2 separate regions of the Homo sapiens genome follow, and region 2 is linked to region 1. A link is an interaction called in ENCODE POLR2A ChIA-PET data of the cell type or tissue named here. Cell type or tissue: GM12878. All regions are shown on one strand. Links, peaks and the distances in the headings refer to the core of each region. The heading gives the core; the rest is flanking DNA. Region 1 overlaps SMIM14 (small integral membrane protein 14). Region 2 overlaps PDS5A (PDS5 cohesin associated factor A).

Evidence for each region. Peaks named below come from ENCODE experiments on the same cell type or tissue, not always from the same donor. Only the 100,000 strongest peaks of a DNase experiment are listed, where the experiment ranks them.
Region 2: POLR2A ChIA-PET joins it to region 1 with 7 read pairs; 5 of 35 experiments call an interaction of 5 or more read pairs at or near these places.

The regions. Positions count from the first base shown.
Region 1 is chr4:39,610,850-39,616,233 of GRCh38, reverse strand. The region is part of intron 1 of SMIM14 (small integral membrane protein 14); the gene reads left to right. Among named protein-coding and RNA genes, the nearest start is that of SMIM14, 25 kb to the left of the region's middle. RefSeq lists an enhancer at 2,260-2,309. In GM12878, for the core only: no CTCF peak of the experiment used is centred there; a DNase peak (open chromatin) is centred at 2,673; H3K4me3 peaks cover 1,113 bases; H3K27ac peaks cover 4,350 bases.
Region 2 is chr4:39,943,559-39,948,942 of GRCh38, reverse strand. All of the region lies in intron 2 of PDS5A (PDS5 cohesin associated factor A), which reads left to right. Among named protein-coding and RNA genes, the nearest start is that of PDS5A, 32 kb to the left of the region's middle. In GM12878, for the core only: no CTCF peak of the experiment used is centred there; a DNase peak (open chromatin) is centred at 2,482; H3K4me3 peaks cover 776 bases; H3K27ac peaks cover 2,418 bases.

The sequences.
Region 1 (5,384 bases), core at 263-5,262:
AACCCAGGAGGTGGAGGTTGCAGTGAGCCAAGATGGCGACACTGCACTCCAGCCTGGGTGACAGAGTGAGTCTCAGCCTCAAAAATAACAACAACAACAACAAAATTGGGAATATTTAACCCTTTTCAGGGATGTCCCTTCCTTGTTTTCAGTGGAATAGCCTAGCAGAATAAGCCAAATCTACTATAGAGATACTATTAGCAAGAGGCCAGTTTTGCTAGCTATACCATGTTACTACATAGTATGTTTCATTGCTTGAATGTACCATAGCTTTAATTACTAACATTTGGGTTCTTTATAGTTTTTTAAATTTTCAGTAATCCACAATTCAGACAGTCCCTTAGGACAGAGTGATAGAAATATAATTCTTAAGGATACAAGCTTTGTAAAAACACTTTTTATTATAGGTTTAAAAAATATACACAAAAGTAGGCTCAACAGTTTTCAGTTACCCATGATCCAGTTTCAATGGTCTTTAACTCCTGGCCAGTCTTGTTTCATTGATCCACATCCAGTTTTTTAGTTTATTTTTTTAAAATATCATTTTTTTAGAGCAGTTTTAGGTTCACAGGAAAATTGAGAAGAAAGTATAGAGTTCTCATATATCCCCTGCCCCCACACATGCATAGCTTCCCTACTATCCGACACCAGAGTGTTAAACTTTGTTATATAGTCAACGAACCTAACATTGAAAAGTCATTGTTACCTAAAGTCCATAGTTTACATTAGGGTTCACTCTTGGTATTGTACATCCTATGGGGTTTGACAAATGTATAATGACATGTATCTACCACTGTAGTAGTATACAGAATTGTTTCACTGCCCTAAAAATCCCCCCATTCATTTATTTATTTTTTAAAGTTCTTTTGGACTTGACATTTTTTAAGTAAATATTTTTATTTTGGGATAAATTTAGACTTACAGAAAAGTTGCAAAGGTAATACAAAGTTACAGTATACTCCTCACCCCGCTTCCCTTAATATTAATATCTTACATTCGGGCCGGAGGTCGTGGCTCACGCCTGTAATCCCAACACTTCGGGAGGCCAAGGTGGGAGGATCACTTGAGCCCAGGAGTTCAAGATCAGCCTGGGCAACACAGCAAGACCCTGTCTCTATAAATAAATTAAAAAAAAAACATTTTAGAGACTCTATCGGCTATTTTAACTCCCTCTGTCTCTTAGAGACTTGCATGAGCTGGAGTGTTTAAGGTTCTAACAGCAATGATAAATTGGTTAACAGCACTGGAAAATTCCCTCACCACATATAGCAACAGTATGACTCAACTGAGTTATTACTGCCAATCCCTACCAGGAAAGGTTGTATTAGTTGTAGAGGAGAGAAAATGACCTGGACCTGCAGAATAAGGGGAATTGCTTTTTGCCTTCCCAACATTCATGTTCTTTCACTGCTTTTCTGTGCTAAGAATTGTTTGAGAGCTTCAGACATGTTTGTTTATTTTGCCCTTAATGCTACATAGAAAGTCACTTATAAACCATGTTGCTTAATATATACCTGGAGTCAGATTGCTATCACAAAAATGGGAAAATGCTGACATATAAATTAAATGACTATTATGGAAATATAAAAATATTTTTAAAAAGTAGCATAGGGGCCGGGTGCAGTGGTTTACGCCTGTAATCCCAGCACTTTGGGAGGTTGAGGCAGGCAGATCACCTGAGGTTGAGAGTTCAAGACCAGCCTACCCAACATGGTGGAACTCCATCTCTACTAAAAATACAGAAAATTAGCCGGGCGTGGTGGCACACACCTGTAATCCCAGCTACTCTGGAGCTGAGGCAGGAGAATCGCTTGAACCTGGGAGGTGGAGGTTGCAGGGAGCCGAGATTGTGCCACTGCACTCCACCTTGGGCAACAAGAACAAAACTCTGTCTCAAAAAAAAAAAAAGTAGCATAGGAACTCCCCAGAACCTATAACCCAACTTCAATAATTATCAACTTATTGTCCGTTTTATTTCATCTATGCCTATGTTTGCTTCCCTTACTGCTCCTCGATTATTTTGAATTTTCTTTTTTTTTTTTTTTTTTGTAATGGAGTTTCGCTCTTGTTGCCCAGGCTGGAGTGCAATGGTGCCATCTCGGCTCACTACAACCCTCCCAGGTTCAAGCAATTCTGCTTCAGCCTCCCAAGCAGCTGGGATTACAGCCGTGCACCACCATGCCCAGCAAATTTTTGTATTTTTAGTAGAGACTGGGTTTCACACCATATTGGCCACACTGGTCTCAAACTCCTAACCTCAGGTGATCTACCCACCTCGGCCTCCCAAAATGCTGAGATTACAAGCATGAGCCCACCGTGCCTGGCTATTTTGAATTTTGTTAGTAAACTATTTATGTTTTCATGACTTAGACCTTTGTGACCTGTTGCACATTTTTGAGAAACAAGTCTTGAAGCTGCTTGTCCTCAAGGATCAAGCCCCCCGTGACTTTGGTATTAGCATTGTTCTCTAACATTAGCGATATATATCGGGGAGATGAACAAGTCAATGAAACATACAAGATGAAACTTTGTTTTAAATTACTTTCTATCAAAGACCTCATTGAGGCAGATGTACTAAAATTCTGATTCAGTAAAACTGTTCTGTCTTGCCTAGGATAGAGCAGCTTCTTAATGTCTCTGGAGACCAAGGGATTTAAATGTGCGGTGGGACTGGTTAAGTTTTTTTCTTCTAGTGCCTAGCTGCTGGTTTGTGTTGACACTTGTTCTTGGGTCCTCACCAAAAGAGAACTGTGTTCATTCTATTTTCAAAAAAACCCCCAGTGATTTTAAAATGGAAACTGTTAACTGAAAACGGAGTAGTACTTAAAACAGCTCAAGTGTACAGGAAGAAAGTTCCACAGAAGTGTAGCACTATTGAGGAATGTCCTATTTATAAATATACTTTCTCATTTTACTGGAGGCTAATTAAGACTGAAGTATAATTTAAAATTCTGGTTGATTTACTTGTTCCTGGCACATATAGATGTAGAGAAAATAAACATTGTCAAGAATTCAGTAAATATTTATTCTATGAGTGCTGTGGCTAAGCAATATAGGTGGTGTTCAGAGATGATGATGACTAAGATTTCTGCCCTCCAGAAGCTCTGTTTTTTTTAGGGGTGGTGGTGGAGTCTGATTTTGTTGATTTAATGAATTAAAAAGAGATTTTAAAATAGCCATGTTTTACAATTTTGATGGATAATACATTGATAAAAACAAGTCTCCCTTTCTTTATAAAAGCCAATGTGCTTGTGCTTTCTTAAATTTCTGTGTTCAGAGGCTACAGAGGTGGTCATTTCTGTATTTAATTTCTTTTATAAAAATCTTAGTAAAAGGCCATGCTTGTTGGTTCATGCCAATAATCCCAGCACTTTGGGAGGCCAAGGCAGGTGGAGTTCTTAACCTCAAGAGTTCAGGACCAACCTGGGCAAATGGCAAAACCTCGTCTCTACCAAAAATACAAAAATTAGCCAGGCATGATGGCAGGTGCCTGCAGTCCCAGCTACTGGGGAAGCTGAAGTGGAAGGATTGCTGGAGCCTGGCAAGTCGAGGCTGCAGTGAGCCATGATTGTGCCACTGCACTCCAGCCTTGGTGACACAGTGAGACCCTGTCTCAAATTTTTAAAAAATAAGAAAATCTTAGTAAAATATCTTTTCATTTTAACCAACACAGTATTGGCCTGGGGGGATACACGTCAGGAGTAAGGAAGGATGGACTAGTATTTCATTTTAACCAACACAGTATTGACCTGGGGGGATATACATCGGGACTAAGGAAGGATGGACCAGTATCTGTAGTTAACACTTGCTTATATCCAGACCAGCATAGCGCATGTGTGTAATCCCAGCTACTTGGGAGGCTGAGGCGGGAGAATTGCTTGAACCTGGGAGGTAGAGGTTGCAGTGAGCCGAGATCACACCATTGCACTCCAACTGGGGTAACGAGTGCAACTCCATCTAAAGAAAGAAAAAACAAAAAAAGAAAAGACAGTTGAGAAACAGGAATTTACTGGTGAACTTTACATATAAGGGTAGGTTATATTTACTTTCAGAGTTTTCTGTGTTGCATATGTACAATCAGTTCTCTAATGTGAAAGCTAATCACCCTTTTTTTTTTTTAAAGGTGTTGACAGAGTGGCCTCAGACAAAACTGTGAAGTAGAGTTTGCATATGGTGTTGCTTACCTTCTGGAAAGTGAGCCTCTCCAGCTCAGGCCGCATCTCCATCTCCCTTTCCAATTCTCACCTCCCCTTCTCCCCTTAGCTCAGGCAAGCAGATCTAGAAGGATATTAGATGGAAAGGTTTGCCCTGTTTACAGCTTGATTTCATCTCAATATATGTTGGTTGGTTCACCAAATCACCATGTAGAAATCTACCTTATTCTTTCTAACAGCTGTATAGGATCTCATGTACTCATTGTATCATTTAATTGGAACAACACTGATAAATACTTTGCATTACTTTTTTCTTTGCTGTTACAGTATTCCAGTAAACATGCTGTACAGAAATTTTGCATACTTGTTTGAATATGAATATTCAAATTAACCAGGATGAATTATTATTATTATTTTTAGATGGAGTCTTGCTCTGTTGCCCAGGCTGGGCAATCTCGGCTCACTATAACCTCCACCTCCTGGGTTCAAGCGATTCTCCTGTGTCAGCCTCCTGAGTAGCTAGGATTACAGGTGCATACCACCATTCCTGGCTAATTGTTTTTTTTTTTTTTTTGAGATGGAGTCTTGCTCGGTTGCTCAGGCTGGAGTGAATTAGTGCTATCTTGGGTCACTGCAACCTCCACCCCCCGAGTTCAAGCAATTCTCCTGCCTCAGCCTCCTGAGTAGCTGGGATTACGGGTACCTGCCACCATGCCCAGCTAATTTTTGTATTTTTAGTAGAGACGGGGTTTGGCCATGTTGGCCAGGCTGGTCTCGAACTCCTGACCTCAGGTGATCTGCCTGCCTTGGCCTCCCAAAGTGCTGGGATTATAGGCGTGAGCCACCGTGTCTGGCTGGATGAATTAATTTTACCAATCTCCTGATAGGTATAAGATTGTTTTGATTTACACTTCCATTTTTTATTTGCTTATTGGTTCTGTATTTTCCTGTGAATGTAATCTTCGCTCACTTTTCTTCTAGGTTGCCATTTTCATACTGATTTTTTCAGAGTTCTCTGTAAATTAAGGAAACTAGCCCTGATATTGCACATGGTTTTTCAAGTTTGTTGTATTTTCATTTTATGGTGTATTTTTGGTTTTATAGAAACTTTTATTGGTTTTGGTTGTTAAAATTATTGGTCCTTTCCTTCATGGTTTCTTGGACTTATATTCTATATGTATCCCAGTCATCTTCTTGTAGTTATGTATGTGTGCCTTTTTAAAATTAAAA
Region 2 (5,384 bases), core at 84-5,083, 330 kb before region 1:
TGATAATAAATGGGGTTGGGCTGGGCTCAGTGGCTCACACCTCTAATTCCAGAACTTTGGGAGGCCAAGGTGGGCAGATAATCTGAGGTCAAGAATTCAAGACCAGCCTGGCCAACATGGTGAAATGCCATCTCAACTAAAAATAGAAAAATTATCCGGGCATGGTGGCACATGCCTTTAATCCCAGCTACTCAGGAGGCTGAGGCAGGAAAATTGCTTGAAGCCAGGAGGCAGAGGTTGCAGTGAGCTGAGATGGCACCACTGCACTCCAGCCTGGGCAGCAGAGTGAGACTCGGTCTTTAAAAAAAAAAAAAAAAAAAATCCAGGCGTGGTAGCTCACACGTGTAATCCCAGCACTTTGGGAGGCCGAGGCAGGTGGATCATGAGGTCAGCAGTTCAAGACCAGCCTGGCCAAGATGGTAAAACCCCATCTCTACTAAAAATACAAAAATTAGCAGGGCCTGGTGGTAGGCGCCTATAAACCCAGCTACTCGGGAGGCTGAGGCAGAGAATTGCTTGAACCCGGGAGGCGGAGGTTGCAGTAATGCAGTGAGCCGAGGTCGCACCATTGCACTCCAGCCTGGGTGACAGAGCAAGACTCCATCTCAAAAAAAAAAAAAAAAAAAAAAAGGTTTGATTCACCTTTTGGCTATTGTGAATAATGCTGCTATAAACATTCTTGTGCAAATTTCTCTTTTCTTTTTCTTTCTTTCTTTTTTTTTTTTTTTTTTTGAGACGGGATATCTTGCTGTGTTGCCTACCTCCTGAGCTTAAGGAATCCTGCTGCCTCAGTCTTTCAAGTAGCTGAGACTACTGGTACGTGCTACCATACCCAGCTAATTTTTAAATCTTTAGTAGAAATGGGGTCTTGCAGTTGTTGCCCAGGCTAGTCTTGCATTCCTTGTCTCAAGGCATCCTCCCTCCTTGTCTTTCCAAATTGCTAAGATCATGGGAGTGAGCCACCATTCCTGGCTTATGTGCAAATTTTTGTGTGGACATTGCCATTATTTGGATAAGGTTTGTCCTCACCAAAACTTATGTTGAAGTTTGGTTCTCATTGCAGCAGTGTTGGGAATTGGGGCCTACTGGGAGGTGTTCCATCATGGGGCCAGTCCCTCATGAATAGATAATGCCATCTTGTGAGAGTGAGTTCTCACTCTTCTGGGACTGGATTAGTTACCCAAAAAGTGGGTTCTTATAAACAAGCTTGGTCCAACTCACAGCCCGTGGGTCACATGTGACCCAGGATGGCTTTGAATGTGGCCCAACACACATTCATAAACTTTCTTAAAACATTATGAGACTATTGTGCAATTTTTTTTGTTTGTTTTAAGGTTATTAGCTATCATTAGTGTTAGTGTACTTTATGTGTGGTCCAAGACAATTCTTCTTCCAGTGTGGCCCAGGGAAGCCAAAGGATTGGACACTACTGTTAGAAAGCAGGTTTACTCCCTCATGTTTATTTCATGTTTCCTCTCTCTTTTTTTTCCCCCCTTTCAGACAGTCTCTCTCTCACCCAGACTGGAGTGCAGTGGCATGATCTTGGCTCACTGCAGCCTCCGCCTCCCGGTTCAAGTTATCTGCCTCAGTCTCCTGAGTAGCTGGGAGTACAGGCACATGCCACCATCCCAGGCTAATTTTTTGTATTTTTAGTAGAGATGGGGTTTCACAATGTTAGCTAGGCTGGTCTTGAGCTCTTGACCTCAAGTGGTCCGCCAGCATCACCCTCCCAAATTGCTGGGATTACAGGCGTGAACCACCATGCCTGGTCATGTTTGTTTAATTTCTTTGTCAGATTATTCATTCCAAGTGTATAGAAATAGGATTTTTAAAAAACATATTTTAATTAATTTTTTTTTCTCAATAGAGATAGGGTCTTCCTGTGTTGCCCAGGCTGATCTCGAACTCATGGGCCTGAAGTAATTCCCCTCACCTCATCCCCTCACAGTGCTGGTTTTACAGATGTGAGCCACCACTTCCAGCCTATAGTAGTCCTTTATGATCAGTTTTATTTATTTCTCTTTTTCCCAAGACACAAGTCTTGCTGCAACGCCCAGGCTGGAGTGCAGTGGTGCAATCTTGGCTCACTGCAATCCACACCTCCTGGGTTGAAGCGATTCTCCTGCCTCAGCCTCCCAAGTAGCTAGGATTACAGGTGCCCGCCACGCCTGACTGATTTTTTGTATTTTTAGTAGAGACAGGGTTTCACCATATTGCCCAGGCTGGTCTCGAACTCCTGACCTCAAGTGATCCGCTTGTCTTGGCCTCCCAAAGTTCTGGGATTACAGGCATGAGCCACCACGCCTGGCCAATGGGTTTTATTTCTGTAAGGTAATTAGTAACATGTCTATTTTCATTCTGAATGTAGTAATTTGGTCTTTTTTTCTTGGTCAGTCTAGCTGAAAAGTCGTCAGTTTTGTTGATGTTTTCAAAGAACCAGCTTTTTGTTTCCCTTTCTCTAGCTGCCATCATGTTCTTCTGGGTGGTAATATTTTTGGCAACTGATATAGGAAGGCGATGCCCACTTCTGCTTCTCTGCCACTGTCTGCTTTTTCCCACCACCCGTTTCTCATCGTGCCTGTAGGGGAATTTCCCTATACTTACTGTTGATTTTCCTCTAAACTCTCACTGCTCCTGCCATAATTAATTCCATCTGCCTTTTTCCCACATATGTACGCTTGTCTGCTTGAATCTCTTTTCCTTTCCTTTTTTTTTCTTTCTTTTTTTTTTTTTATTGAGATGAAGTCTCACTCCATCACCCAGGTTTGAGTGCAGTGATGTGATCTCAGCTCACTGTAACCTCTGCCTCCTGGGTTCAAGCGATTCTCCTGCCTCAACCTCCCAAGTATATGGGATTACAGACACCTGCCACCATGCCCAGCTAATTTTTGTGTTTTTAGTAGAGACGAGGTTTCGCCTTGTTGGCCAGGCTGGTCTCGAACTCCTGACCTCAAGTGATCCCCCCCTCCCTCCACGGCCTCCCAAAGTGCTAGGATTACAGGCGTGAGCCACTGCGCCTGTCCTGCTTTTTTTTCTTTCAACTCTTAATCCGTTTAACCTTAGAAAAACTGCTGTGTTTTATTTTATTTTTGAGCAAAAACACCTTACATAATGTTTGATCATTTTAAGCATAAGGCAAACGATTTACCTTTATGAAGGAAAAGGAAAGCCAGAGTACTTGACATTCAGTTAATGGATTAAGAGATCTATTAAGTTGCTAGATGCTCCCATCTAAATTTTCTACTGTAGTCTTCATCTAACTAAATTGTGACAAAGTAGGCTTTTTGAGTTTGCCTGGGAACATAATCACTTAGTAGTTATAACTAATACAGTACAGTTTTTATAGTATAATGTGTGTATTTCAGTAGTCATTTGGGGAAGCATTCCTCCTACTATACTATATGTAACATATAGGTAAGAGTACTAAGCAGTGAGTGACTAGCTACATTGCCTGCATTTAATTTTTTTTTTTTTTTTTTTTTTTGAGGCAGTCTCGCTCTGTCGCCCAGGCTGGAGTGCAATGGCGTGATCTCTGCTCACTGCAAGCTCCACTTCCCGGGTTCATGCCATTCTCCTGCCTCAGCCTCCCTAGTAGCTGGAACTATAGGCGCCTGCCACCACGCCTGGCTAATTTTTTGTATTTTTAGTAGAGACGGGGGTTTCACCATGTTAGCCAGGATGGTCTCGATCTCCTGACCTCATGATCCGCCCACCTTGGCCTTCCAAAGTGCTGGGATTACAGGTGTGAGCCACTGCACCCGGCCGCCTGCATTTAGATTTTTATGCCCTTGGACAACTTATTTGGCCTGTTTCCTCATCTGTTAAACGGGGGTATTAATAATAATGCTTCTCATAGATATCATTGTATTACATAAGTTAATAGTGTATTCAAATTATTTGAAATGTACCTGACGCATAGCAGGAACACAATACATGTTAGCAGCTATTAGTACTATTGCAAGTGGTTCCTATAAACAAATAGGCTTTAAGAATTAAGAATTTGTAAAGAAAATAAAATGGAAACAGTTTGAGCTGTAAAGAAAAAAAGAATAGAGGATTTATTATGTGAGGGTCAAAATATAGAATGATTTGTTTGTATCATATCGTCTTCACTCGTTTTATTCTTCCATCTTACAAATACCCAAAGATTAGAGAGCATCTGAGGTTATGTTAAAACCAAGTCTCAAAGCCTTTGAACCCGCCATGCATGTATCAAACTCTCAGCTTTTTGTTTTTTTTTTTTTTTTTGAGATGGAGTTTCGCCGTTGTTGCCCGGGCTGGAGTGTAGTGGTGTGATCTTGGCTCACTGCAACCTCCGCCTCCCAGGTTCAAGCGATTCTCCTACCTCAGCCTCCCGAGTAGCTGGTATTACAGGCATGCACCACCAAGCCTGGCTAAGTTTTTGTATTTTTAGTAGAGACGGGCTTTCTCCATGTTGGTCAGGCTGGTGTGAAACTCCTGACCTCAGGTATCCGCCCACCTCGGCCTCCCGGAGTGCTGGGATTACAGGTGTGAGCCACTGTGCCCCGCCACACTCTCAGCCTTTAAGGCCACTCATAATGTTTTAGGACCTTATGAATTCCCCTTGAGGCTAAAAATAACTTCTATTATGATTGTTCTGTTACAGTCAGTATCCAGGTAATTTTTAAGAATCGTGTTTGTGGGTTATCTTGAAGGCGGAAATAAATGGAGTAAACCATTTCTTACCTACATTAGAAACCTTCCATAATGATTAATAGTGTATTTTTTTTTTTTTTTTTTTTTGAGACGGAGTCTCACTCTGTTTCCCAGGCTGGACTGCAGTGGTGTGATCTCGGCTCACTGCAAGCTCCGCCTTCCTGGGTTCACGCCATTCTCTTGCCTCAGCCTCCTGAGTAGCTGGGACTACAGGTGCCCGCCACCACGCCCCGCTAATTTTTTTGTTTTTTTAGTAGAGATGGGGTTTCACTGTGTTAGCCAGGATGGTTTCAATCTCCTGACCTCGTGATCCACCTGCCTCGGCCTCCTGAAGTGCTGAGATTACAGGCATGAGCCACCACACCCGGCCGACTAATAGTGTATTTTGTAGTATGTGCTTGTTAAATGGTTTAGGTCTGGTAGAATGGATCTTTTTGTTGTTGTTGTTGTTTGTTTGTTTTTGATACGGTTCGCTTTGTTGCCCAGGCTGGAGTGCAGTGATACGATCTCGGCTCACTGCAACCGCCGCCTCCCAGGTTCAAGCAATTCTTATGCCTCAGCCCCCCGAGTTGCTGGGATTACAAGTGCGCACCACCACATCTGGCTAATTTTTGTATTTTTTGTATTTTTTTTTTTTTTTTTTTTGTAGAAACGGGGTTTCACCATGTTGGCCAGGCTGGTCTCGAACTCCTGACCTCAAGTGATCC